Linked DNA regions of Mus musculus: all the other regions are linked to region 1. Evidence: chromatin loops called from intact Hi-C (ENCODE). Cell type or tissue: left cerebral cortex. All regions are shown on one strand. Each heading gives the region's core, and the rest is flanking DNA. Links, peaks and the distances in the headings are about the cores only.

The links. A loop is a pair of places that touch in the nucleus more often than their neighbours do. Peaks named below come from ENCODE experiments on the same cell type or tissue, not always from the same donor. Only the 100,000 strongest peaks of a DNase experiment are listed, where the experiment ranks them.
Region 2: it touches region 1 in a loop (9-fold over the local background); 2 of 42 quality-filtered maps call a loop at or near these places.
Region 3: a loop joins it to region 1, with 6 times the contacts of the local background. A loop is called at or near these places in 4 of 42 quality-filtered maps.

Annotation. Positions count from the first base shown.
Region 1 is chr2:98,118,560-98,128,989 of GRCm38, forward strand. No RefSeq gene overlaps it. Among named protein-coding and RNA genes, the nearest start is that of Gm33780, 590 kb to the right of the region's middle. In left cerebral cortex, for the core only: no CTCF peak of the experiment used is centred there; DNase peaks (open chromatin) are centred at 5,088 and 6,241; H3K27ac peaks cover 1,179 bases.
Region 2 is chr2:98,282,779-98,293,208 of GRCm38, forward strand. No RefSeq gene overlaps it. Among named protein-coding and RNA genes, the nearest start is that of Gm33780, 420 kb to the right of the region's middle. In left cerebral cortex, for the core only: no CTCF peak of the experiment used is centred there; a DNase peak (open chromatin) is centred at 4,254.
Region 3 is chr2:97,460,231-97,470,660 of GRCm38, forward strand. It overlaps Lrrc4c (leucine rich repeat containing 4C), which reads left to right. Exons shown (of 9, transcript NM_001363047.1): 6 at 7,910-8,190. Among named protein-coding and RNA genes, the nearest start is that of Gm22313, 230 kb to the left of the region's middle. In left cerebral cortex, for the core only: CTCF peaks have their summits at 3,558 and 6,086 (motif pointing right); DNase peaks (open chromatin) are centred at 5,716, 6,150, 7,009, 7,151 and 3 more places; H3K4me3 peaks cover 3,886 bases; H3K27ac peaks cover 3,809 bases.

The DNA of each region.
Region 1 (10,430 bases), core at 1,642-9,641:
TCCACAAAAATAGAAGCAGAAGGTACTCTACCAAACTTATTCTATGAAGCCACATTTACTCTGATACCTAAACCACAGAAAGACCCAACAAAGATAGAGAACTTTAGACCAATTTCCCTTATGTATATCAATGCAAAAATATTCAATAAAATTCTTGTTAACCGAATTCAAGAACACATTAAAACAATTATCCATCCTGACCAAGTTCGTTTCATTCCAAGGATGCAGGGATGGTTTAATATATGGAAATCCATCAACGTGATCCACTATATAAACAAACTCAAAGACAAAAACCACATGATCATCTTGTTAGATGTGGAAAAATCATTTGACAAAATCAACACCCATTCATGATAAAAATCTTGGAAAGATCAGGAATTCATTTCCCATTTTCTACTGAAGTCGTTAGACCTCTCTGATTGCCTTAGTTTCTTAGTAGGACATCAGACATGGTATACTTTATGGAAAATTTGTCCTTACATATCTTTGCAGAACCTATTTTAAAATGGAAGTATATTTTGAGTTACTCTGAGTTAGAATTTTAGCATGAACTTTTAGTCAAAGAAATCTACCCATAGAACCAGTATTTGTTTCTGAAAAATTAACAAAGGATCCATCAAGAAGACATAAAGCTTTAAATAGTACAGCTGCTGTCACTAAAATATAGGCTGTGGGTTTGCTTTTCCAGAAGCCAGCATAATACCTTATAAAATAAATTAAGTTAGTTATACCACAAGAAATATGAATATACTGATTTTATATCATATAGAAAAATTCTCTCTTTAAGGAATGTTTGTATTCATTAAATCCCATACATCCCTGGGCAGAAGAATGATTTGAACCATCAATTTCTTTGTATCTTTAAGATAAAATTCATTTACAACCTTCTGCTAAAGGCAGGTTTGGAAAGCTTAATAGAAAGTATAAAACAGCTCTTTCTGAATAAAAAAAACATACACTATAAAAGAAACAGAACAATACCAGAATTATAGCAGGGAAAGGAAGGGAATTTTACAATTTCCTACATGGACCACAATAAATCTCTACAAGTAAACAAATGAGAAATACATTGTTTGTTAGTTTGTTTTGTCCAATTCTTTCTGTACAATTTTGAGGACAAGAGAATTTTAGTATCCAAAAATATGTACAATATTTTTAACAATAGGAACACAAGCAAAACAAAAATGACACAAATTACTGTGTTGAATATGCTCTGGCAATTTTTCATTTCATCTTTAACTTGATTCTTAGATTACATTGGGAATAAAAGAGGACTAAAGCATCCCAACAGCAAAGCATAGATCCTTCTCTAAGGTTTTAAGAAACTGTGAATATCATCCCATAAAAAAGAAAAAATAGATCCTATTTGTATGAATCTAAGTTTTGAGTAATACAGAAGTCATTGTAAGGATAAAACAAACCAACCGAGACCTCAATGCATGCTTACAATTAACCAGAACCAGAGAATGTTGTCCAACACATAAGTATGCCTCCATAAGTTCTAAGACCCGAGTCTCATAAAGGCCTCCAGTTTAGTTCTGTCCCATTGCTATTTGTTCCTGTTTTGGTCCCTATATATATGCACACATTGCTCGTTTGTATCCTTTGAGGTTTGAAAGGAGATGCACATGCTATAAATGTACTAAAATATCCATTGTTCTCTGAAATTTTTATTTCTGCTGTTTTATTTCTTACAATGTTGTTGAAGATCTCACGGCATTGCAAATGACATTTGTTCTTGGCACACTATTGATACTATTTGGCACAAACATATCACGATGACAGATTTACATGCTATCAAATAAAAAAACCAAACTGTCTTTTTAATAATCTGTGTATTATTTACTTTGTAATTTCCATATCCTGGGCCACTACTGAGTCTTGAACTGAATTCTATTACAATATATGCTATATTATTATTGTAAATAATACTTTTAACGGACTTTACAATTCACACTTGCATTTTTATTACAAAGCATAGAATCCCACAAAGTCCAGACACTCTACCCAAAGAATAGTAAAAGTAATGAATTTCAGCAATGAATGAAATGTAATGTAATAAAATGGAAAGATTTTACAATATGAATGACTCGTTATCAAGTAGGGCCAGAATAGCTTATGCCACAAATGGTCCGTGTTTATTCTTTATGTTTGAACACAAAATATTTCATGAGAATCCACTCTTTACAATGGCCAAAGAGATACTTTCACTATCATGTAACATAAAATATTTGTCCTCAAATTGCCCTAAAAAATTATTTCATGCCAAAAGGTTAGGTTGTTTTAAAATTTTTAATTGTTTATACAGATATTTTCATTGTTCAATCAGGGAAAATATAAGCCAACTACAAAACAGAAGAGAAATTATTACACTCGTTGTTACAGCCTGTAAATATACCTATATGAATTTATGACTAACAACCCTTGGCTAATATCAATCACCAAGCTCCTTTTTTTGAAAACCATCATTTTATTATACATTAGTCTTCCCAACTCTGCATGTCTGTTACAATACTGCTCTTTAACTTATATTGTAAACTTATGGTTCTCTTTTTCTAAGGCTCACATGTTTGGGGAAAGGTGTTGGTGCAACTTCAATCCTTATCTTTTCAAATGAGATAGTGCATTTTGAGTTGTTTTGTCAAGAACAGTTCAAAATAAATAAATAAAACCAAGAATAGTAACCAACTCCTAAATATCTTTAGTGTCATATGCAGATAACTATCCTTCAGATCTGGCAGTAAATCACAAAACATTGAAAATAGATTCACTTTTCTTGTGTTCTAATATGTTATATCCTGAGATCACACCTAGAGCTAACACTATTAAAGGGATAAACAATTAATACATAGAAATAAGACTTCATTTTACTACAAAATTTAATGTGATCATGTATTGCTATATATAGAAATGTAAATTTAATATATAATTTGTGATGAGTTTATATAGTAATTCTCCACTGATGAACACACACACACACACACACACACACACACACACACACACATATATATATATATATAATTTAACTGTTTTTGAGTGAAGTCAAAGGGTTGTACAGGTTAAGTACATGATAAATTACTCTACTGAGTCATTTTCCTAGTTCAGAACTTGACATTTAAAATACACTTCTATTTGATGACCAATGGCCACAAAATTCCAAAAGATTAATATTATTCATTTTTGGCTCATTAATGGAGAGAGTTCACTTAATCTCACGTATGAATGAATAAATTTCACTCAAAAATATTACCAAAAGTCTATTAAATATTACCCAAAGTGATTATATATAAATGCTAATCCATCAATTTTATTTGTGTATAACTAGTATGATTTCAATTTTTCTATCCAAGTAATTATTTGTTCTCCTCCCCACGCTAGTATAGCTTTCACATGAAATATATTTTACAACTGAGGTCCATAATACTGAATGCAATAGTCACTTTAAAAATCTATTTGAAATTGAGATACTGGGGAGGCAACGTAAAAGCAATGTCTGAGTAATACAAATTCTCTAACACAATAAACTTATCTGAGATGGTTTTGTCTAAATTAAGAGGAAGATTTTTAATTATTATTGATTCTTTTATGGCAACTGAAAATGTGCATATATATGTGTACAGAACATAATGTGATTAAGGCTTATGTATATTTTTTCATTGTTTTAACTATAGACAACTTGAAGGCTTTTAGATTAACAATTTTTAAATTTAAGTGTTGATTTTAATAATATAAACTATACAATTTGTTTTACCATAGTCTCAACTGCTAGTATAATGAAATTTTATATGTTTTTGTTTGGGTTGCTTTCTTTAGTGGCTTATGACCTTGAGTATTTTAAATAAAAATGAATGGTACAGTAATAAAATAATAAGCAAATATCTATTGAGTGATTACAAATTAGATATCTGTTAGGCTATGGAAAATAATAGACTTTCATCCATATAGTTCATGAAGTTTTACATCAAACTACAGAGGCATCCCAACATACCTAAATCAACTACAGAGGAATAAATCCAAGGAGAATGTTCATTCTTTGTATAAATTCTTCCCTGCCTTCATTTATCACACTCATTAACTCAATGCTGCCTCTATCAAAAAGCATAGATGGTCCCTCTAGGAGTTGGATGCTGCATTTTTCTGTTTCACAGAATAAAAATGGACAGAGAATACAGGAACAAACACTGAAACAATATAATGGAGAAATAAAGCAGTTTGAAGTGGGTATTGAGGAAATTTTATGAGGAGTTAGCATTTAATCTGAAACACTGAGATTGTTAATTTGACTAGATAGATGGGAAAGACAATAACATTTAACGATTTTTAGAAATATTAAAATCACAATCAAAATGGATATTAGCAATTTTAATAAAATACATAATAATTAAATATGAAATGTATGATGTTAAGATAATTGGATGCTTATTAAGATACTTTTAATATGAATTTTATATTTGCTGACACTAGCCATAGAATAAATTCCAAATGATCTGAAGAGAGCAAATGTATAAACCACATCTACTCACTTGTATTACATTTATTAAGTAAGTATATCAGAAAAAAGCCATATCACATTTTTTAAACATGACATACATACAAATCAAAATTTAAAAAAATATATAGGTTACTGTGTAAAGGATACATAAAAACATTTTAGAATGTCAAAGTATGGCTATGTATATGAAGTTAAATCATGATAAATGAAAATTACATAAAATAGCTCAGAATCACAGACTTTTTCAAGTGGAACATTAGATAGGTACAGAAACCTTTGAAAAGAACTAATTTTTATGTGATCTCAAGTTGCCAAGTAGTACAAAATCCTTATAAAACAAGTAACATGCATTTTAATAAACAAGAGTGCCTTTGAAACAAATTCAAAGATATTTTGTAACCAAAATAGTTTCTCCTTTGCACATATGTTTCTGGGTTTGTTAAGAAATATTACAATGTGAAGAAGAGACATTCTCCCTGTGCCAAGAAGATGGCAGCTGCTGTGATACTTAAGTAGGAGTTAAATTTACATTTTGGAACTAGGTTCTTAAATTATAAAGTAGATTCTAAGCATGCCTCAGAGCCCTCTTCTTTTATTGCAGTATCTTTACATAGAAGGCATCGTGATTCTGATGGCAGAGATTAGCTTGAGTAGGTGGCACTGAGTTAATTCACATACCCGTTGCCCTGGGATACCTAAATTTAAGCTGCCTATTCTTTCTCAGGGCAAGAAATAAAAATAAAGTGTGCCATTTTATTGATGTTGTGCATTTCAAAACCTAATCTTTGTCTGTTCCTTCCATTTATTCACATCTTTCTCTATAAAAGAGATTTCATACTGCTAACTTTGAGGGAACATCAAGAAAGTAAGAGAGTTGGTCAAACACAGCTTTGGAGTTAAGACACTGAGTATATTCTTGAATAGGATGAATTTTCATTCATTCAGTTCAAATCATTCAGAGGCATAACATTCAAAACTCACCCGCAGCATACCAACAGATTTGGATACTCCTCACTAAGACCATGAGAATTGGCATTGCATTTGTATATGAGTAACAGGCTTCTTAAACCATGTTTACAGACTGGCTTTCCAATGACAATCTCCAAAGGAGAAAAGACATATTTCAGTACTGTGTCTTGTAATGTGTTGTAGTCTGTTGTAGCCAAATGTACAAGTTGATATTTCCAAAGAAAAATGTTCACAGATAAAAAGAGACCATTTTTCTTTCCACCCTAATTTCTACCTCAGATATTTTCTTGGCTTAAAATATTGTTAATTAGTATTTCTTGAGTGAATTCATGTTTATACACAAAGGTCATCACAAATTCAGAAGTATTTATTAGACAGAGTCTCTCCCCACACCTTGATTTATTTTCACTAGCAAATACAAAAGGAGGTTATTAATTGTATTTTACTATCCACTAATTTGATTAAGTTAAGGAGTTAAAGCTGTAACTTCCAATATCATGTTAGATTTAAGTCAACATGCACTTTGCACTCCAAGTATCTTCTAAAACACAACTACCCAAAGGAAATTTTCTTGTGCTCTCTGACAGCTGGTGATTAAGTAAATGGAAAACAGAGAAAACATCATCTGAAGCTGCCTGGCCTTTTGTGTAGAGCTGTTGTCAGTACTGTTAACCATTTTGCACTTGTACGATCAGCAATAGCAGTAATGCTGAATAAAGTAGTTACAAATGACAGCTGTGTATGTAAAACAGAGCTCTGAGTGTCTCTTCTTGTGCAGTCCTCTTAAGGCTTCTCCCAGGGCTTGCTGTCTCCATGGTAACAGCATCACTGTGATGCTGCTAAAGTGTGTTTTGAAAGCTGCCTCTACCTGAGAAGGTAGCACATGACAGAACTGTCTGCATTGTTCCTTATCTCAGATTAATTTTCTAATAAAAGTACATCTCATTAATTAACAATTAAAATATGTATTATTTTTCCTTCTCCATCTTCAGGAATTCTTCAGAATGTTTCGAAGTATATTATAATATCTTTACTATACCAAAATATGCAAAATCAATATATGTATAATTTTAATGGATAAATAAGTAGATTCATTTACTCAAAACATGTGAATTATTGTTTCTAACAGCAGAAAGTATACACTATGACAACCTGGTGTTTTAAAGCACAAAGTGAGAATTTTCTGCTTTTTTTTTTTTTTTTTTTTTTTTTTTTTTTTTTGCTTGATGAGAATATAATCATTACAAAGTTGTGTCTGTATAGGCTGTTTATTTGCCTAGGAACAGAATGATACCACAAGGACTTCTTTTAGCTCTAAACTTTTCTACAATACAGAAAAGATATCCTGAGACCATTATTCCATTTACACCAGTAATGATCAATGTTTTGGTCTTTTTGATTACTCTGTTTTTCATGTTGTTCTTTAATGTTCTGTCAAGATCACACAGAACACAAAATTAGGCAATAGCAAAATTGTAAATGTAAGTTTGTATTATTTCATGGAAAGACAGAATTCTAAATTATGTGGTATAGATTTTAAACATTTAAGTTATGCAGTGGTTTAAATTTAAACAATAAAAAATCAAATAAACAATTACATTTTTTACCATATTAGTAACTTGTTACTATCAAAAAATGAATAACACTGATTAGATAACATTCTATTGGCAAAATCAAATATTCTCATACTCTAATATCTTTCCTTAGTGTTAATGGCAAAGAAATATTGACTTGCATTTAAGGACTTTTTTTTATCTGTGGACATTTAAAATTGTGGTATTGTAAATAAGCTCTTGAAATCATAATGTACTATCTTTTTTTCTTTTGATAGCCCACATAAAAGCCACCTTGGATGGAATATATCTGTACATCTGTAAACTCACTGCCCAGAGCAAAAGAGAGAGGCAAGTAGATCACATAAGCTAATTGACCAGTCAGTCCAACAAAACTAATGAACTTAGGGTTCAGTGTGAGATGTTGTGTCAAAAAACTAAATGAAGAGAGGAATTTTAAACTAAGTCTGACCACCTCAGGTTAGTCTTCAGGACCCACAAGGTAGTAGAGACTTGACTTATCATAGGTGGTTATCTGTTCCCCGTTTAGAGTGTACACTAAATAGACAAAATATGATAATGTATAAATTAACAACATTTAAAGGGTAGCAGGCATTCAAGAAAAGTCATGTGATATCAACCTCTGGCCTCCATATTCAAGTGCATATACTTGCACATACACTAATATGGACACATATTCATACTAACACTAACAAGAACATCTACCACACAAAACACTTAAGACATATAACATGCATATATACACATGTGTATACACATAAACAAAACAAAACAAAACAACCAACAGAACAAAAAAATCACACTTTTATTTAAGTTTAAAATGTAGCTTTGTTTTTAAGGAGAAAAGATTTGTAAATCAGTGTAAATTTCAAATTATACTAATCTAGCAGGTATCAAGACACTAAAATATATAGAAACTCCAATTATCTTCTTCACTGGGGACCCTGTGCTCCATCCAATGGATGGTCGTGAGCATCTACTTCTGTATTTGACAGGCACTGAGAGAGCCTCTCAGGAGACAGCTATATCAAGCACCTGTCAGAAAGCTCTTGTTGGCATCCACAATAGTGCCTGGGTTATGGTGGTTGTATATGGGATGAATCCCCAGGTGGAGCAGTCTCTGGATGGTCATTCCTTCAGTCTCTGCTCCACACTTTGGCTCTGTAACTCCTTCCATGGGTATTTTGTTTCCCCTTCTAAGAAGGATTGAAGTATCCACACTTTGGTCTTCCTTCTTCTTGTGTTTCATGTGGTTTGTGAATTGTATGTTTGGTATTCTGAACTTCTGGGCTAATATCCACTTTTCAGTGAGCGCATATCATGTGTTCTTTTGTGATTGGGTTACCCCACTCAGTATGATCCATCCTGATCCATCCATTTGTCTAAGAATTTCAAAAATTCATTGTTTTTAATAGCTATATAGTACTCCATTAAGTAAATCTATCACATTTTCTATATACACTGAAGAAGCTCGAGAAAGGACTCAAGGAGCTGAAGGAGTTTGCAGCCCAATAGGAGGAACAGCAATATGAGCTAACCATTAATCCCAGCGCTCCCTGAGACTAAATCACCAACCAAAGAAGATACATGGTGGGACTCATGGATCTAGGTGCATATGTAGCAGAGGATGGCCTAATTAGTCATCAATGGGAGGAGAGGCTATTTGTCCTGTGAAGGTTCTATGCTCCAGTATAGGGGAATGCCAGGGCCAGGAAGTGGGAATGGGTGGGTTGGTGAGCAGAGGGAGGGGGTTTTCGGAGGGGAAAACAGGAAAGAGGATAACATTTGAAATATAAATAAAGAAAATATATAACAGAAAAAAAGAAACTCCAATTATTTACTGTGTAGTTAACTAGGTCTATAAAGCTAATAACTGCAAACCATTTTTGAGCATTTATTTCATATCTGGAGAAATAAGCTTTAAGAGAAGTAAAATAACCATAATTCTTTGAATCAGCTGTTGTAAGAACTTTCCAATAGGAAGAGAATAGGATAGGGTGGGTTGTAACTTGCATTAGTGATCATCAATTCAAGTATCCATATAAGAAAGTGCATAATGATCTTAGGAAGCTGACATAAAACATGATAAGAATCATCAGAGTTGTAAAAAAAGAGAATAACATGTGATAGGCATTTTAATAAAAAGTAAGCCATAAAACTAATGATCACTTGAAGCCCTTGGAAATAATAATAATCTGTGTCTACTTACTTGTGTAAATCTATGTATAGGATTATAGTTATATCAATAAATAATCTATCCTGTCACATATCTATGTATCTATCTATTTATTTACCAGTCCAATTACCTACCTCTGAATTACCAACCTACCTACTTACCTACCTATCTATGTATCTTACTTAATCTTACCTAATCTCTTCACTACAGAGTAATATTTTTATATAAAGAGTCATTCAAGGTCCTAGAAAAATCCTTAGAAGTTGAAAGTACTTGTTTCTCTGACATAAAATTCAAGTTAGGTTCTAATCACCCATGTTCCATAGCTGACAACCACCTGTAATTTCAGTTCCATGGCATTTAAATCCCTGTGATATCTGTGGGACATTGGCACACATTCAGGAACACACACAAATAGGCACATGCAGGAGCACAAACGCAAACAAATGAACTCACAGAGACAGACAGACACAAAGATAAAGAGACAGACAGAAGATCAGAGAGAGACAAAGATAGTACATCAGAAAGAGAGAGGAAGAAAAATATGTAAAGTTGAAACTATTTAATAAACACTTAAGGTGAAGGGCATTGCTCTCAGGTTGCAAAGTGAATAAAACATATTGAACAAAAAAAAAATAAGAAATATATTTATAGCCTTTCAGTAGTAAATACAATCTGTCACAGAATGTAAATATTTGTCTTACTATAAAGGAACATGTACATTGGTTATCCCTTTCTTTGTCATTTTGATAATATTTACTGGTTTCTTGTGTCTTTAATATGTTTCTACTCTGTAGAGAAGACCCATCATCCAAGCTTAGGTACTAACTAGATTTTCTCCTATGATCCAATTTTGCAGTAACACTGCCTTAATATTGTCATATTGTGTTTGTCGTAAGACAGATTTATCCAGAGAGATAGAATGGATAGGAGGCAATTGGAAGATAGATGGATACAAAAACAAGCTGAATGCTTTAGCAAGGGAGAGCTCTGTAGATGATGATGAAGACAAGCAATCCTAAGATAGACTGTCTACAAAATGGAAAAACTAGGAAAACCATAATACCATAATAAAAACCATAATAATCTCCTTTCAAGTCCATAAGACCAGGACATAACTCAGGCCAAGTTTGGAGGCCTTGTAAACCAGCAACTGTTTTTTAAGTTAAAAGCTGAAAGAGAAAGACATGGAATTCTGATATCTGGGGGCCAATGA
Region 2 (10,430 bases), core at 1,190-9,189, 160 kb after region 1:
TTTTTTTTCTACATACACATGTTGCATGAACTGTGTTAGTGTTAATAAATAAAGTCAAATAATGGTGAACTGGTCACTTATTGAAGGTGTCTTAACTCCTATAAGGGAACACCATTCACGTTTCACTTCTTATTTTATGCAAATAAATTCTGAGTCAGTTCCTGTTTGTCTAGGCTCTTAGAAAGTATCCAACTTACAAAAGATTCTTTCTCTGTTTCTTTGTGTGTGTCTCTGTCTCTCTTATTATACATACAAACACAAACACACACCAGATTTCTTTAAAAAATCTTTAATAATTAGCATTCACATATTGGTATATTTCCTTGTCATTATTCCCTGAAATATAGACAAAAATAATTATTTAGATAGTTTCCATTGTGTTAGATGTTCTAAGTAATAATAGAAAAGATTTAAAGTGTATGAGAGGGTATTTATAAATCATATAGAGAAATAGTTATCATTTTATATAACAAATTTGAGTACACATAGATTTTAGTTTCTGTAGGAGGTGTTGGGCCCAATCCTGAATAATACCCAGGAAAAAATGGCTACTCTGGAATGAAAGGCATTCTTCTACCTTAAAAATGCTGAATATTTTTAATCAAACTTTAATGTACTTTTTCTACTTCCATCTGTTTTATTATACAGAAGCTATTATAAGTACAATGCTTTTTAAAATAAAATTATCTACTTAAAATAAATGTAATAGAGATACATTCTTTTTCTTCCTTGGTGGAATACAGCCCTTTGTGATTAATAAAGGAGAGTAGACAGTCTTTTGTTTTTTCTCTATTCTTGTCATGTACAATTTATTCATCTTATTTGACAAGTTACTGAGAATCCCAGAATCTCCCTGGATACTTACAAAGTTAATATTGAGATCAAAAGACTTCTAAAGATATTTTCAGGAAATTTGACATCATTTTGTAAACTTAAAAGAGAAGTGTGCTAAGTGAGAATCCCTCAACCCTGGATCCAGGAAGTTCTCACCATTGGCTAAGAGATGCTGGTTGTTATGGTGATTGTAATTGGTTGAATTTGATTTGAAATATAAAAGACATTCAATGGATGTAAAAAGTCACTGTTTTTAGGGCAGCAGGCATGGAGGAATAAAGAGAATGGGAAAAAACCCGTGTTCTGCCATAGTTCCAGTTCTGTGGGTGGGTGGATGCGGACTACTGCATTTGGGAAGCCACGAACCCCAATCCGTGGAGGGTAGACAAGGGGCAGTCTGAGGTCTCTGGGCCTCATGGAGGCTAAAGATAACAGGTTCTCAGTCTTGGGCATCCCAGGAACTGCTGGAAACCATGGAAGAGCTGATAACAAAGTGGAGACCCTGGAGCCAGCTAGGTCATCCTTGGAGTGAAAAGAGGAGAGGACAGGGAGAGAGAGGGCACTGGGTGGTTCCCACAGGGCAGAGTCCTTGGTCCTGTCCATGGCTGGTGCTCAGGAAGGCCTTCCAGCTGGAGGTTAGACATGGCTCTTAGGGGAAACCTATTCCATCATTCAATCACGGTAGGCCTGGATGAAAAGAAACAGTCTATGGTTTTAGAGTTTTATTGTAGAAAGACAGAGAGAAAGAGAGAGGCCAGTCGTGGCCTAGTGGAGAGAAGGGAGGAAGGGAGGGGTAAAAAGAGAGCTAGAGATGAGAATAAGAAAGGTGAGAGCTAAAGAGAGTGAGGAGGGACCAAGCAGCTCCTTTTATAGTGGGTTGGGCTATCTTGTTGCTGCCAGATAACTGGAGAGGAGCATACCTGGCCATTGTCAGGTAACTCTGAGGGTGCAGCCTAGCTAGAATGCCAGGAGCTTGGGGCTTTGTCGGCAGGACTGATAGTCACAGAATTATTGAGTTGGGGGTTCTGTGGTGTCAGGCACCTGTCTCTGGGAACGTGTCTCACTGTTCTGTCCCTTGTTGAGTTTTCTACTTGGGTCTCCGGAGCAAGCCTCACTCAACCCAAACAGGCTGCCTTCCACAGTCCCCCATCAGTTAGTGTAACTTCTGTAATGAGAATAAGTATAATGACTGAGAAAAATATGAAGATCCTTCACCTTTAGTACGTGACGGTTTCTTACAGGGATATGCTATGGTTCAAAGAAAACTGTTCATACCTTGAAGAGACTATTATTTTTTAAATGCATTCTAGTTTTGTTATTGTTTCTTTTTTGCCCCTGTAGTTTATTGAATGCAAAGGAATATATAGATCCCACCAGGTTTTCATACTGCTATTGAAAAGGTCGGCTTTGATGTTTATTAGGTCAGGAAACTACATAGAGCATGCCACATAAGATCTCAAATGGTTTCTCTTAGAAATGTTGAAAATTATTACTGTGCAGATTTGACTAGCTGAAATAAATTATATTATCAGGACGACATAATGTTGTATAAGTAGATTTTTTAAAAGCACCTGGAAACAGTAGAGAGCATTGCATATGTAATGCGGTTTGTATGAAACTAAATTTAATTTGTTCTCAAATTGTCACATCTTTAGTAATTCTTTTCTTTATTCTTAAAATGACTTTTCCACAATGTTCAGTTGTGCATACCTTTATTCCTCACCTTACGATGCAGAGGCAGGCAGGTTTAGATGACATTGTGGCCAGGCTACTGTACATGGTTTTAAAGGCCAACCAAACCTGTACAGTGAGATTTTTATTTCAAAAATAATTTTCTTGTATTTGTTCCTAGCATATAAAACCTGAAGCATCTATTGGTTTTCTAATGTGTACTCAAACTCCATTTTAAATCTTACTCATTGTCAAAGATTTTACTTCATTTTGAAAATACCATGTAGATGATAATGTATATTACAAACAATGATAATTTGATGTCTCTTTCAAGCAATATCAGTTGTACTTATTTCTTGTGTATTGTACTGGCTAAGCCTTAAAACACTATGTTTACTAGAGAAAACATTTGGATTTCTATTTCCACCTCATTGTCAAAATAGTGTTTGAAACTGCATTTGCATTTTTATTTTGAGTCAGGGGCTTACTTCTCCAGGTTATCCTAATTTAAGTAGCCAAAGATGATCTTGAATGTCACAAGCTCCCATGTCACTTCACAATTTCTGGCAATACAAGCATTAACCTCCACGTTGAATTCCTGTGTTCCTGGGTTTGGACCTTGGGCTTCATACATGCTAGGAAATCTCTCTACCAGGTAAACCATACCCTGCGACCAATACTACAGTATCCAAGGAACACTTTATGGCCATATACTATTGGAGGATATTCTACTCTGTAGTCAGCCAGCCACAGCAAACATGGCATGTAATACTGAAGCTTTGAGGTGCTCCTAAGTCAACAATGAGCAAAACATGCCCCAGGATTTATATGGCAAAAATATCCAACCTCCCAGAACCTTAACTATTTCTTTAAATCATTACAGTGTCTTTCTTTTTCATAACATGGTTCTTTGAAACTTCAAATGTTACTATGAAAAATTCCCCTATATTTACTGCATCTTTCAAGTCTTTATCTTGTACAGCCTTTGGTTTAGGTACCTATAAATTATAGTCAATCATTTTTCTCCTGATCTAGTTCTGAAAATGATTATTCTAATATTTAACAAATAATTTTTGACTAGATTTTTTTGACATTGCTCAACTCAAACTTATTATATTCTTTAACATGTAGCTATTTTCTGTAACTGACGCAATCATGTTTGTTTTATGTAAAAAATTCTATTGACATCCTGTGCTTTTTTTACTTGCTTTCAGCAATGAGGGAGAGCTTGTCAGACTTATATATTTATGTTTATTTGTATTGAAATTATTAAGACTTTAGCTGAAATATAACATACATTTTTGGATTTAAGAGTTAAAGAAGTTTCATTCACAAGAATTGTTATATATTATTGTTAATCAAATATTAATATTTACTTTAGGAAAGGAAGATGAAATACTACTGTAGTTAGATGATAAGTGTCTAAAATACATGAGCTACTTTAAGTGGCCTAAACAAAGTAAAATGTAAAATCACCAGAATTTTACAAGAGTAAGTATATCTGAGTTTATTAACATATGCAAATTCAACACCTTTATTCACTTGCTTTCTTGAATCTGAATCTAGTACTAACAGCCTTCAGCAGAAATCTTGCTCCCACATACATTTTTAGGTAACTATAACCAGTGTTGAACAGATGAGCAGCAATACATCTACAGCCCAATCCTGTGCATTCCAATTCTTCCTGACAGATCTACTTTAAGATCCTGGCTTGCAAGGACATGTTGCATCTAAAGTGGGCACTGCCTGTGAGTGAATTTGTGCAAACAAAAATATATGAAGATGGAGACTGTCTCAAAATAAAACATGCGGGTGAAAATAGTAACTAAGGCAACAGCAGTAAGAGGAGAGCTGCTCAGTACAATCTGCAGATGGCTGTCTTGAATACATATTCCAGTTTTCTGTTACAGATTTGGCTGACGCACCTCTATAGGGAATGAACCAACTGATAACAACCCATCACACTGTTTTTGCCATACCGTGATGTGTTGTTTTGGTTTGGTTAGTTCAAATTTGAACACTCTCACCATCACTTATATGTGTCATTCTGAAGGCTTTTATTGTACATAGATGTTTCCTAAACATTTTTGAGAATCTGTATATTATCTCTCCATCTGTATTTCAACGTCTGTCAAGGCAGACAGAATATATTATTATACCATGATAACTAAACAGATAATGATAGTAGCAAGATCAATACTTTGAAAGCAAAATAACTGAGATTGTATAAAATCTAATAATAGAGTATGTCCTTCTATCCTTCTAAATTATGTGAACATACATAATCATAATTTTCTTCTTGGATCTTAGATTCTGATGTAAAATTGTGAAAGCTGATAATAATATTTTAATTGGTTTTATGAAATATTAAATTATATTTACTTTGGGTAGACATGTATCATGGTTGCACATATATGGCATTACTTATATCCACTTGATTCCCAATTGTGATATGATAATCCATAATTTGCATTAATTTTCATCATAATATGTTACATTAGAAATATAATGTGATTTAGAGATAAGAAACTGTACTGCACCAATTTGAATTCTCTATGTTAAATGAGTTGTGAATGTTGTGTTAATCAATTAGAACTTGTTGCCAGTTGATTAAGAAGAATCTACAGTCTTGGCAATAGCCTGGGTCTTTGGAGATTCCCAATGGAACACTTAGGTCATCAACTAATTTTTATATAATATAATCTCTGTGATAAAATGTTCATTTGATGATAAAACATATATTCCGTTGAGACTGTCTCATTATTTGGAGATTTCATTTAGATAATATTCGTACAGGTGTGTGTGTGTGTGTGTGTGTGTGTGTGTGTGTGTGTGTGTGTGTGTATATATATATATAAAGTTTCTACTATATTAGGTGTTCAAATTCCCTTCAAATGCTCCCTAATTTAATATCTTACCTTGTATTCCCACCCACATATCCTCTCAATTCCCCTCCCAAATTTACCCTCTCATGCTATTCCCTCTCAACCATCCATAATTATCCTATTTTCCTTTCCTAACAAGATATATCTGTTCTCTCTAGTCTGTTACTGTACTCCAAACTTCTGCTATTCTCTGGATTATAGCTTGATTGTCACTGACTTTATGGATGATATTCACATATAAGTAAATGCATACTTTATCTTGCTGAGACTGGGTGAAGATGACTTTTCAGGAAGATTTGAGTCAAACTCTTTCAAGATCAAGCTATACCACTCTTGGGCATATACCAAAAGACGCTGGAAGTGGTACTACCAGAGTATCACTTCCTCAACCATATTCATTTCTGCTCCATTCATTATAGTAGACACTGGAAACAATGTAGATATTCAGCAGAGGAACAAAAGGATAAAGACAATGTGATACATTTATAGATGGACTTTTACTCAGATGTGAAAAAAATGACAATATAAAATTTTCAGGCAAATGGATAGGACTAGAAAAAAATAACCCACAGTGAGGCATTTCTACTTTTAACTTGAAAGGCTTCACAAAAAAGTCTAGAATCCTTTCTTGTCTCTATGGTCCTATCAGGAGGAAGTTTCTTGATTCTGCATATTTACATTAATTATAAATATACATACATACATATCTCAATCTCTATCTATCTATCTATCTATCTATCTATCTATCTATCTATCTATCTAATTGTGGGTGTGCTTCTGTGTGAATGGGTGTGCATGTGTATGTGTGCATTTGTGTGTGTGCATGTACATGTATGTGTGTACATATGTATGTTAGTGTTCAACTTACTAGGTGGGATGTGACTTATTGATACATTGATTTTTTTTTATTTCCTATAACTGAGGACTAGAGCAGAGATTTTGGTATTTTTGGTCAATTTTACTTTTCTTCTTTTGATAAATGTCTACTTATATTTTTGACCACAATAAAAGGATGGGTTTCTTAATGCAGTCTCAGGTCCTGTGCAATTGGATTGGAGCAGATGCTGTGTTCCACTCACTAGAAGTCTTAAGATCCCGTGGCGGGTGTTGTGGGTATGCAAATCAAAACAACCCTGAGATTCCACCTCACACCAGTCAGAATTGCTAAGATCAAAAATTCAGGTGATAGCAGATGCTGGCGAGGATGTGGAGAAAGAGGAACACTCCACCATTGTTGGTGGTATTGCAAGCTTGTACAACCACTCTGGAAATCAGTCTGGCGGTTCCTTAAAAAATTGGACATGGTACTACCGGAGGATCCAGCAATACCTTTTCTGGGCATATATCCAGAAGATGTCCCAACCGGTAAGAAGGACACATGCTCCACTATGTTCATAGCAGCCTTATTTATAATAGCCAGAAGCTGGAAAGAACCCAGATGCCCCTCAACAGAGGAATGGATACAAAACAATGTGGTACATTTACACAATAGAGTACTACTCAGCTATTAAAAAGAATGAATTTATGAAATTCCTAGGCAAATATTGGACCTGGAGGGCATCATCCTGAGTGAGGTAACCCAATCACAAAGGAACTCACACAATATGTGCTCACTGATAAGTGGATATTAGCCCAAAACTTAGGATACCCAAGATATAAGATACAATTTGACAAAGGCAGGAAACTCTAGAAGAATGAAGACCAAAGTGTGGACACGGTACCCCTTCTTAGAATTGGGAACAAAACACCCATGGAAGGAGTAACAGAGACAAAGTTTGGAGCTGTGACAAAAGGATGGACCATATAGAGACTGCCATATCTAGGGATCCACCCCATAATCAGCTTCCAAACGCTGACACCATTGCATACACTAGCAAGATTTTGCTGAAAGGACCCAGATATAGCTGTCTTTTGTGAGAATAGGCCGGGGCCTAGCAAACACATAAGTGGATGCTCACAGTCAGCTATTGGATGGATCACAGGCCCCCAATGGAGGAGCTAGAGAAAGTATCCAAGGAGCTAAAGAGATCTGCAACCCTGTAGGTGCAACAACATTATGAACTAGCCAGTACCCGGGAGTTCTTGACTCTAGCTACATATGTATCAAAAGATGGCCTAGTTGGCCATCACTGGAAAGAGGGGCCCTTTGAACACAAAAACTTTATATGCCCCAGTACAGGGGAACGCCAGGGCCAAAAAAATGGGAATGGGTGGGTAGGGAAGTTGGGGGAGGGTATGGGGGACTTTTGGGATAGCATTGGAAATGTAATTGAGGAAAATACGTAATAAATTTAAAAAAAGATGTGTTTCTTCTTTACTACTGAATTTTAAACATATATATATATATATATATATATATATATATATATATATATATACACATACAAATACACATACATATATAAAATCATTGGAACACTAAAGAATCCTGTGATAATACTAAACTGAATGATGTAATATTTATACAGAGGACCTGTGTGTGTGCTGTGTGTATATATGTGTATGTGTGTGTAAATATGTGTGTATATAGATATTTACATATATATGTACAAATATATAATAGCTATATATATGTGTGTAAACATATATTTATATCATGTAGTCATATGTATGCATAGCTATATATCCATGTATATATACACTTAGCTATATATGCATAATATATATAATGTATATAATAACCTCTAATCAGATAGATGTTTTGTAAATATTTTCTCTTATACTGAAGGTTGCCCTTTTATTTTATTGATTTTTTTTACTTCATTGTGAAGAAGCTTTTGAGTTGGATGTAGTTCTGCTTTTCTATATTTGGTATCATTGCCCATGCTTTTGGTGTCAAGTATGAGAAATCATTGCCAAAAACAATGTCAAGAAGCTTTTCCATTTAGAAGTACTTGAAATAAACAAACTCATAGAAACTAGAAATGGTTGTCAAAAGCTAGGAGGAACAAGTAGGAAATTGCTGCTTGATGATTATTAACTTTTAAGGCATAAATAACTTCTCAAAATGTGCTGTAGAGTATAGTACTTATTTTACAAATATAACTCTATATGTAAAATATGATGAGAAGGCTCTTACTTTCTGCCACTCTCATACTGTACAGACTGAAGAAGACCTAAAAACTTCAAGGCTACACAAGCCGCCCCACAGCCTCATTGGCAAGCACACCAAGCACCCGTGACACTAAGGGAAGGTTGGCAGCATCTATCTCCACAGGATCAACTTCAACAAATGACATCCAGGTTACTTTGGGAAAGTTGGTATGAGGCATTACAACTTGAAGAGGAACCAGAGCTTCTGCCCAACTGTCAACCTGGATAAATTATGGACATTTGGTTAGTGAGCAGACATGGATCAATGCTATAAAAAAACAAGACTGGAGCTGCTCTTACCATTGATGTTGTGCGATAAGTTTACTACAAAGTTTTTGGGAAGGGAAAGTTCCCTAAGCAGCCCATTACTGTGAATACCAAATTCTTCAGCAGAAAGGATGAAGAAAAGATTAAGGGTCTTGGAAGTGTCTGTGTCCTGGTTTCTTATAGCCACCCAGAAATTTAGTTGTCTTATATTTTCCATGTGAAAAGAAAATATGACAAGAAGATAGATCACATTTTAAGTGACCCTACTCAATTATAAGTAATTGGGCAAAATCACAAAAGGAAATAAGTAAACAATGGATTGCATTCAAGCCTTAAGCATGGGGTAGCTGTCCCAAGGTGTGCAAAAGTTTAATCATAAACATGCTCATACTTGAGCTTGAATGCTATGAATTAAGAAATGTATATGAAATATATGATTTTTTAAATTATTTTTGGCTCTAAAACTTAATTCTTTCCTCACATACAATAAAGCAAAGATATATATGGTCTCAGAAGCATCTATTATATCGATACTTCTAATTAAGAATTTCCTTAACACATATATATCATTCTCATAATTTTACCTTTTCTTGTGACTTCATATCACACCTAAAATATATCGAGCCCCATATGTAACAGACAATGTTTTCATTCCTATACATACATTACCACATTTTAGAATTTAATTATAGAATCACTATAATCATTTCTATATATTAATGAATAAATCAATCATTAAATATATAAAATTATGTCCCATAAGTGAAGAAGACAAGTTTTAGAGCTACATATGATTCAAACTTAATCTTGACTTTTCTGGTTGGAGTGAGTGACTTATGAACACTACGTATTGCTTCAAAGGCAAAAGCTGTTCAAAAACACTTTTTTTTTTTGGTAGAAATATGTCTTTTCACCATTTGATTTCTGCCTACTTGTTTCCTAAAAATACACTTCTTTTCCATAAAGTGCCCATTATACTGTGTCAATGAGTGTGGCACCATGCATAATTTATCTCAGAGAAGCATGTAATTACAAAATTAACCTTTTACTATTCTGTTAATCAGTTGTGAAAAAAAGGATGGAAGATTAGAACATTAGGAACAGTGTCCACTTCGCTGTTGTTCCTTTTTATTGCTAAGTTACTAGATAATGACAAAATTCTCAAAGATAAGTGGTAGAACATGTTAAACAGGCATGACATTTTACATGTATAGCATGACCTATTACAAATGTATTTCACTACTTTAAAATATACCTATTGAGAGCTTGCAGTCTGTTTAAATGACAGGAATTTTATGACCCTAATTTCTACATCTAAAGTTAAAACCATACATTTCATTAAAAAAATGCCATGAGCGTACTTCACTTGTTTGTTTTTATTATTATTTCACAAGCTTGTGACATAGGAGTGTTGTATGCTGAAAACTTGAGGGACATTGCCAGACCTTTCTCTTCCCCAGACACTTATAATAACCTACTCAAGCTGAAGAATACCTTATATTGCCAAACTATCAAATGTCAAAGTCATTTTTATAGTAAAAGTTTTGACTCTTTCAACTATGGCTACATATTTGGTCAAACTCCCAATGTCACACATTTGTATTAGGAATCAAGAAATATCTCGATGTGTGAGGAGTCAAACTGAACAATTTGAAATTGTGTTTTCAGGAATGTGAATAA
Region 3 (10,430 bases), core at 1,705-9,704, 660 kb before region 1:
CAGTCAGCTATTGGATGAATTCACAGGGCCCCCAATGGAGGAGCTAGAGAAAGTACCCAAGAAGCTAAAGGGATCTGCAACCCTATAGGTGAAACAACATTATGAACTAACCAGTACTCCGGAGCTCTTGTCTCTAGCTGCATATGTATCAAAAGAAGGCCTAGTTGGCCATCATTGGGAAGAGAGGCCCATTGGACTTGCAAACTTCATATGCCTCAGTACAGGGGAACACCAGGGCCAAAAAGTGGGAGTGGGTGGGTAGAGGAGTGAGGGCGTGGGTATGGGGGACTTTTGGGATAGCATTGGGAAATGTAAATGAGGAAAATACCTAATTAAAATTGTTAAAAAAAAGTTGTTATTCCAATGAAAACTTGAATTTCTATTTAAAAATCTCTAAAAAAAAATCACTAAAAATTCATTCTGGAAAATTGTGATTTGAATATTAAAGTAAAGTATCAAGCACACAAATATTGGTGTTCACCAAGATTTTCCTTTGTGCAATGAGACTGAAACCTTGAAGCATTCTTCTTGGTGCTTACCTGTTGCCACAGTATTTACCTAATTTTCAATTAATCGTCTAAAACTAGTATTTCATGGGCTGAGAAATTGTATAAAATCAGTCAAGAGAGTCTTATATAAACTCTATTCTTGTTTTGGTAAATCATATTTTCTTATATTCACCAGGCTTATGTATCAGGAGTATTATTGTTTTCATGTGATAAGTATTTTCAATTTCTTTGTTATTATAATTGAATAAACCACATTAAGGACAATTTTCCTTTTAACAATGCTTTGCCCATTTGGGGTGTTAGAGACCTCAGTTTGAAAAAGTATCTGTTTGCTGTTTAATCATGAGTTTGGTCCTCAAGGACACTCATAAAAAAATGTGATCGATAAGGCACAATTGTGATTTGGGGGCTGTGAAGGCAGAGAAAAGAGCATCTCTGGGCCTCCTGGCTGCAGACTAAATTTCCATGTTCATTGAGAGACTGTCTTAAGGGTATAATGTAGAGAGCTTAAGAACTGAGCAAAGAAATCATCCTCTAACCTCTGATTACGTGTATCCAAACACACAAACACACACACACACACACACACACACACACACACACACACAAACACAAGCACACAAATACACAGCTTTTGAGGATGCCTGAAACCTTCATAAGCTCTCATATTTGCATACACATCTGCAAGCATGCACATTCTTACAAACATGTGCATATAAATACTCAAATACATGCAAATATGTTGCACAATAGAAACTTAGGCACTTAAAAAAAAATCTGCTCTCCTAACATTGAGTCATGTGCTTCTAAGTCGGTACAAGCCTGGAATCACAGGTGTGCTGCTGAATCTTCAGTGTGAAAGAACTGAAGTATGATGTCTATGTGCTTAGTTTCCAGAGAGAACAATGGTGAAGTGGCGCAGAAGACAAAACTATAGTTTCCTAAATCTGCACTGCGGGGCTAATGCTGGAAAACAGCGCATTCCAAAGGAGTTGTTTAGAATCAAGTGCTGATTTAGCTGGATAAAATGCAGCTGTCTTATCAAATTACACAACTGGATTCACACCATCGACTAATTCCTGGTGGAATTTTAAAGATACCTTTATGGGTGATTTTCTTCCCAGTGCAGAGATTCTTAAATTAGACGGTTTTAAAAACAGGAAAAAAAAAAGCCTCAAGTATCTACTCACAAGGATTATTTCTGTTAGCAACTGTAGAGAATGGAATTTGTGCTTTGTTAGGTCTAAGGTCACCATTTCAAAAGAATTCCTAAAATGTAACTGAATCTAAATAAATTTCAAACTGACAAATTGTCATACATTTTTTTTAAAGTTATTTTTTATATGACTTCAAGTCACTCTAATCATTTGTCATGGTACCCAACATATTTTAAATGATGAGAACTCCTCTCATGAACACAACTTCTTCACTAATGTCCTTACTTTACATACTTTTTTTTTGTAAAGAGTAACTTTCTATGGAGAATATTATGCAATATCTAATAATCATTGAATATCAGGGTGAAGAAATTAAATTCAGTTGGCTTCACAGTAAATTTTCTTTTAAAAAAATAATCCATATTTTTAAATGAACGTATCTCTCTTAAAGGATGCTAATGGTCCCTTCTTGCCTTCAGGTCTTTCCACCTACCTTGTTTCAATATTCTTGTAACATTATATAATAACTTATAACATTTGTGTGTGTTGGATGTGTATTCATATGAGCATACATGTACATATCTGCATACATAAAGAGATGCAAGAAGTGTCTTTATCGGTCTCTTTCTCACTTGTTTTGTTAGACATTGATTCTCACTGAACCTTAGTTCACTAACTTGACCATAGTGGCCACTCAGAGAGCTCCAGAGATTTCTTATCTCTGTCTTCCCAGTTCTGGGATTAGAGATGAGTACACAGTGCTTTTCATGGAGATGACATTCAGGTACTAGAAATTCTGCAGCATGCACTTTGCTGACTAAGGCACCACCCTAGTTCCATGAATTATCATTAAATTAGTAGAACTATCTATTGATTTTTTTCATTCAAACAAGTGGGCAGTTCATTTATCAAATCAATAAGGATATATTAAGTAGCAAAGTATCAGACACTGTGGTCTGATTTTTTCCCTTTATCATTCCCTTCTTCATTCTTTCTCATTTGCTTTTCCATTCCCAAACTAATACTAAAGAGAAGTATAATAAACAAACAAACAAACAACAAGAGTAGCAGGAGCCTATCAAGCAACCCCAGTCAGGTCCATAAAGATGAGGAAAGACAGCTAAAGGAGATATTTTCACATTGCCAGGTAGATGGGGTGAATGGGAATTAGTGATGTCTTCCATAATGACAGGCAGTAATAGGAGATTATTAAATCCCCTCTTTGTTGGGATGCATCAAATGACTGTAACATGGGAATGTACACTGGACTGTACAGGCAAGATAAAAAACTGAGACAAATATTAAAATCCAAGAGAGAACAAGCAGTAAATCTAGATGGGGTAAATGCTGCATTTTGGAGTTTCCATCATCAAAGGAATGTATTGGAAATAAACAGCTGTCTTCATATATACTTGCACTTTAGTATCCTCATCTGTATTACTAGAATCTAAGAATATACGCTTGTTGAGATGCCTTCTGGTCCTGAGGCACTGTCTGTGTTATATTGCCTAACAGCACATATGACCATAACAATATAGCATTTAATATTAAAGTAAATTTTAAGTTAATTTAATAGGCTTAATTTATATCAGCTTGTGTGAATTACAGAGGCAAGCTTGATATGATTATTCTCTGTTTATAATATATTTGAGACTAAAAGAGAGAACTCTCAGGTTTTGTTCCATAAAATAATGACTTAGACCTAAAAATATATACTGTGCACTGACAAAATTGCCTATAGTTGTGGAAAATCACTCCTTAAATCTAGTGAGCAACATGATATACACAGTCTTTTTATTTTCTTTATTTTTAAACAAAGTTACTGAATTCATGCTATTTACTGGTTTGTGTTTCTGATTACAAGATGCTGTCCCCTGCTGTTTGCTAAAGATTATACCAGCTCAGAGTCACCAACCCAGAGAGAAATAATATGACAAGTTTATTTGATCTTAACATCAGAAGATCAAAATGTGGACTTCTGTGTATCTATAGAAGAAAAACCACCTTGGGGACATCACCTTCCCTCTGCCCAAGTTGTCTCACTGCAGTGACCTTCATTTCTAGACAGGGCTTTGAACAGAACAGCTGATGCGCTGGAAGCATGAGGATGGAAGGCCTTATTTACTAAGCAATTATTTCTTCTAAAAGACAGCTTATGAAGGATCTTAAACCCATGTATCTATTAAGCATAACTGACATCCCTGATGGATTTATATATAAACACTTGTGTGTCTCAACTAAGTTTGCATGTGTGCTTTTAGGAGCGTTCCCTTGCTGAGTCTTTATTTCGGTTCACTTTAACGAAGACCACCCAGCAGTATAAAACAGTGCCATCTCTACAGAACTACAAACTCTCCTCCGGGGAACCACACTGATAATAAGAGCCAGTGTGTTCATGACTGTTTTCTATATGACAGGCTGCTCTCTGTGTGACCGGAAACTTGAATTCATGGGAAATTAGAAGAAGTGAAATTGACTGGATCTGGGTTCAATATTTGGCTGTCATTTACCAAGTATATCATGACATTTCACTTTGCCTGCCTTCAAAATCGTTCAGCTGTTTGAATATTAAATAAAGTGATGCATAAAAGAGGCTGCAAAACATCATACAGAAGCGTGATTAATAATTGACTATGAATGCAAATATGAATATCAGATGACCAGTTCAGTGTCGTGTAGAGCAAATAGGCAACTTTGGTACTGTAGATAGGCAATGAGACACTAAGCAGAACTAGGACATCTTCCTTGATTCTCTACTTAGCATCATTCCTTCCTTTTATGTCACTCAAGAGAATACTTAACTCTGAAGGGTGATAAAGGTGTCTAGTAACAGCTGGTATACCTCGGTTTGAATTACCATACTGTTGATCTTCCCTATGCTGTCTATTTCCCTAAAAAGAATTCCTAATACCTTTCAATTTACTTTTAAAAATGGGGGGGGGGCAACTTCTCTGAACCCATCCAGAGCATCTAGGGAAAGAATTTTCCAATGTTTCCCCAGTGAGTAAATGATGCTTGACCAACACAAACTGACGTTATAACCAGTGGCTTACTAGTGTTTGTGAATCAGGCCATGTAACATCTTTTTAAATATAAAAGCATTAACTCCTTCACAAATTCACATTGTACATGTGTAACAACTACATCAATGCTCTCACAAACCTATTGAGAAACCATAAGCAAATGAAGCTGAATCTGCGACGAGGGTATTTTCCCTTGCAGGTGATGACATCTGAAATCCATATTACCGCTTCTCCTTCGCCTTCAAAGAAATGTATAGATATACATTTTTGAACTCCAAAGAACTAAATATATAGGGGTTTGCATATAATATAAAAGGGAAAAGAACATTTGTCATGAACTTGGATAGGCCTTTGATATCCCTGTAGTAACACAAAAGCTCTTATCTTATTTCCCAGCCATAATTTTTTTTAAACATTTGCACACTCTGTTTGAGCCAAGAGTGGTATCTGATATTTGGAATGTTATAAAACAAAACCACAAACACACACACACACACACACACACACACACACACACACACACACACACACAAATCAGATGACCAAATACACCATAAAAAAAGGCCCTAGGAGAAATGAAACAAAAATATTTATTTACCTTCACTTTCAACAGGCACAGTCGCTAATATTTATAATCATCACTTTAAATTTCATTTGACCTCATATCTCAAATATGCTTGGGAGACTTAAAAATGACTGACTGTAGCTAATGGAAAGAGTTTTGTGATAATTATATACCAGAGAAAAATGTCAAAATATGTAACTATTTTATCATTGTTCTATGGTCCCCGCTTCTTAGGAAAGGCAGTAGAGGTGAAATTTGCCAAGTGCTCTTCTAACACGGGGTGATGGAAAAGCCCACATTCAGGAGCGAGGGATGCTGGAATTGAGTTGTCAAGCTGTCCCGAATGTCTTGTACAAACTGAACAGGCCAATTTACTGCAACACTGCCTAGACTGAAGGCTCCTATCTAGCCTTTACACTTGTTTCCTCCTGGAGAGATTACCCTGCTCCCCCAAGCTTTCCCTCCCTGGCAGCTCCTGACCTACCCTGGATTCCTCCTGAAAAACCAATTCTCCAAAGGAGAGCAGTCTTAATCCCTACCTTGGGACCAGCGTGCTGGACTTCCCAGAGAGGCTCCTACCATCAATCTGAAAGGAAAAGCTTAGTGTTTGTTGATAATTTTTAAATCAAGTGGTGAATTGATTTCAATATATTCTCTTTTGTACCTTAAAACTCTCAGCTTTCGGGATGAAAACCAGCAAGCTTTAAAAAAAATAAAAAATAAAAATAAAATTGACAACTCCCACACAGCCTGAATTGCTTTTTCTGATTACAAGCCTCGGACGCTGAGGGGCTGCTTTAAAACGGCGTTTTTCCGACTCTCCCCTCCAGGTGGCAGCAGTGCTACACCTCAGTGGTTCCAATCCCTTTTTCCCTGACTTCAAGTGTTAATGCAATTGACCAATCACTGCTAAGATGATGGGAGGTAATTGGGTAATTGTATTTTACTGATCTCTAGCGGAGAAAGGGAAAGGGAAAGGGGCAAGAAAGAGGGCCAGAGGAGGGGAAGGGACTGCAGTCCTGGAACGCTTTGGGGAGTCAGGACCCTAAGTAACAGGACCTGGCATTGGTGGAAAGTCTAGACTGGCAGACGCTGCCAACCGCTCAGTGAGCGCTTTCATTTATCTGGGAAGAGAGAAGAGAGAGGAGAGGGAGAGAGTTCACCGCGAAGTGGATGGAAGGGGAGCCGGGACTATGGCACTGAGACCGGCGCAGAGCAGCTGCGCGCCCGAGGACGAATCTCCTCCAGGAGGACCAGCGGGCGTCGGGAACGGCTGCGCACAGAGGAATCAACTTGTGGCTCCAGACCGTCCCCAACGCAGCTGGAAATGAGATCAAAGCTGCAGTTTCATTCCAGAAGGATGAGAGGAGCCAGTGATTAGAGAATTTTTTTTAACCCTCTTCATTCCTGTTTCGTTACCCCCCCCCCTTTTTTCTTTAAATATATTTTTTGAATATTTTTTTTTCCTTTTTAAAATTACCTAACACCACGTCAGCCCCTTCACTTTGTTTTCCCTGCTTGAAATAAAAGCCTAGCCTGAACTTCCACAACCTTGGGGACTCGAGATCTACTGCTGGATGATGGAGAAGGGGACACCAGTGCTGGCAGGGGCCGCTGGCGAGGGACCGCATCGAGCGTCTCTCCGGTGATCCCTGCCCTGATCGCCCAGTTCAGCTATACCTGGAGGACCTGTACCCAGTGCTGGGAGTGGGGGAGGGGACCCAGTGAAAGCCACCCAGAGCCTTAAAAAAAAAAAAAAAAAGTAGCTGACCGGGGGCGGAACGGGTTTGTTCTTGACAGCTGACGGAGCCTTGAAATTTTCCTCCTCTACCTCCGCCCCCTCCCCCGCCCCTGCCCCCCGCACTCCATTTAACGTGAGATTATGAAATCGCAGAGGCGGTGGAGGGAAGGCGACGGGATCTAACAGGGAGTTTGGAGGGGCGAGGGGGGAAGGTGGCTGGGTGGCTGAAATCAAAAATCCAATTGCGCACTGGGTTGTGATGAGAAATCTAATCAGATCTTTGACGAAGGGGCCGGCCGGAAGGGTAGCCGGTGGGGGCAGTTGATCCCTAAATTCTCCGAAGGGAAAGCTGGGGAAAGGAATCGAGGATGTAAAGACAAGACTTTTTTGTTCTTCTTTCTTTCTTTCTTTTCTTTTCTTTCTTTTTTTCCTTTTCTTTTTCTTTTTTTTTTTCTTTCCTTTTTTTTAACCCCCGGAGGAGGTGGCTTTTGGGTGCCTTGCTAAAATGAAGGATACGGGACGCAGCTCTCTCTTGGAGCAGAACGCAGAGGATAAGGTGATGGTGCCAGAGAGAAGAAAGAATGAAGCTTTTTCTTGTGAGACCTGGATCGTAACATAAATGTGTATATGGCCACACGGAGAGCATTGGGGGGAAAAATGAAATAAGCTGATGTCAGACCTGCGGGGTTTGGTGTATTCTGACATAAATAATCATAAAATAGCTGTCCCCCTCCCCCAAGGATGTTTGGAAATGAAGAACTGAGGATCCACAAAGAAAAAGTGTGCTCATTTTTCTCTGTAAAAGAGAAAGTACGCCAAGGAGATATTTTTGGAATGAAAAGTTTGGGGCTTTTTTTAGAAAAGTAAAGACCTGATATATATATATTTTTTTTTCTTTTGGAATTTCCCACAAGAGGAGAGGAAATTAATAATACATCTGCAAAGAAATCCCACTGAAGAAAAGTTGACCGTGGAAGAAGGAAGCATTGATTGGGAAAGAAATCAGCAGAGGACCCTTGGATCAGTGCCCGTGTTGACTAAAATTGAAGGATAATTGCAGTTGGATTTTTTTTTCTTCACCAACCTCCTTTTTTGTGTGTTTTCTTTCTCGTTTTCTTTTGGTGTCAAGACCGTGCATTCTTTCTTGTTCTTAACCACCTGGATTTCCCTCGGGATGTAGCTGTGCTGAAATACAGTGAGTGATCCTAATTTTCTTATTTATCAGGGCAGAAATTGTTCATTAATTTAGTGTTCTGGTTCTCTTTCTTTCCCCCTCCCCCCTCACTGTGGTTTTTTCAAGGACCCGGCTATTGGGAACAAGAAAATGAGGGACAGGGTGGCCCACGCAGTTGTTCCATCAAGCTGTGCTCACTGATAAGCTGGACTGCTATAATGATGCAGGTTGTCTGCATTCTACGCAAATGCCTTTGCAAGTGTTCAGTATGGAGAAGAAGGAAAGAAAAAAAAAGCTCTCCATGAAAGCTGCTGCAGTGTGGGGTGCGGATGCTAGTGATTGACACTCTAGAATGCATTTAAGTTACCAGGAAACCCCAGAGTTAGCAGCACAAATGTTGGCTATTGGAAATCGAAGGGGCCCAATTTAAATTTCATTATCCAACCCGACACTGCAGATCAACAGAAGTATTAACACAAAACTAAGATACTCAAGCAGGTGAAGGATGGCTTCTGGCTAATTCATAACAGGGAATTGTGCGGTGGCAGAGGAAGTGGTAGAGCGCTTCCTGCACTCCCTTGTCTAAATGTGGTCTTTGCATCCCTGGGGGCTTCAGTGATGAAACTGTGACTGAAACAAGGAGGACCCATTCACCCCACCCCTTGTAACTTCAGACTCCCTTGGTTTTCAGAGAAGTGGCACTCAGATTGTAAAGGACCTGAATATTTAGCATAGGCTTTGTGAGGAACCCTCCAAACACCACTAAGATACAGCTTTTGAGAGAAAAGGCAGACATTTACCGTCCTGCGGTAACTTAGAAAGGAATACCAAAGAACAATTTGTGTGTTGAGTACCAAAGCTTATCATGGACCAAGTTTGCTTTGAAAGAAAGAAGTCAATGAAGACAAACAAACCAACAAACAAAAGTAAATAATAATTAAATAAAAGAGAATGTTGCATGTGATTTGAGAGGCTGGGACCTACAGGATCACCTCCCCCTCCTCCACCTCTGTCAGAGTCTTAGAGCTTGTCTGCGATACAGAAATGCTTTCACCCCCACCTATGACACCCACCTCTCTCTGGAGGCTTCGATTAGAACCATGAACTGTCAGGTAACTTTAGAACTATATCACACAGGCTAAGCAAAGAAGAAACTGAGGCCAGGAGAGAAACCATAATTCCTTGGTTAATGACCAAACAAGTCTGAGACAGATGACTCACACAAGCCTCAGAGAAGCAGACAAGTTTTGAATCCAAACTAGGAAGAAATCTGGCACATATATGAGGCTCACAGCTGCCATTTTTATTTGGGAGAGAAAGGCACAGTGATCTAGAGATGATGAAGTAAACTTCTGTCAGTGTAGACAACAAGATTTCTAAGTGCCAACATCCCTCTCCTCTCCTCTCCTCTCCTCTCCTCTCCTCTCCTCTCCTCTCCTCTCCTCTCCTCTCCTCTCCTCTCCTCTCCTCTCCTCTCCTCTCCTCCCCTCCCCTCCCCTCCCCTCCCCTCCCCTCCCCTCCCCTCCCCTCTCCCTCTTATCCCCTCTCCCTCTTATCCTCTCTCCCTCTTATCCTCTCTCTGTCTGTCTCATGGTTCACAAAACTCTGGCTTTAAAATATTTAAATCCCAGAAGATCCACAAGTCTGAAATATCCCAAAGGAGATAGAAGGCAGCTGCCTCCTGAGTGCCCTGTTAGTGCTGGGCACGTTTATTGCTCTGAGTGGTAGACTCTAGAGAGTCATTAAGGATCTGTGGAGTTAGATTTATATTAGAGAGGTGATAATAGAAACCAGAAACACTCTGCTAACAGCATCTATGTCTGTTCTTTCGCTCCCATCATCTGTTCTTATCCTTCTTGTTATTCCTTAACTAAGGTAGCCTACAGCAAAGCACTTCCCTAATTTATTTCTCTAGGCACATGTTTCCTGTTGGGAAACACAGATTCTGTAGGAATTTACCAACTTATGAAAACACATGTGCAAATTATTTTCCTTGAGAACTTTATGGAGGCTTCTATATATTTCTCCCTCCCTATCCCTGTCCCTGTCCCTGTCCCTGTCCCTGTCCCTGTCCCTGTCCCTGTCCCTGTCCCTGTCCCTGTCCCTGTCCCTCCCCCTCCCCCTCCCCTCTCCCTCCCCTCCCCCCTTCTTCTCCCTCTCTCTCTTTCTCATCTTGTGTTTTGTGTGTGTGTCTTTTAGTCCTTTATGATTTGCATGGTTATTGTTGTTAATTCACCATTCTTGATCATGTAACAAGTCAA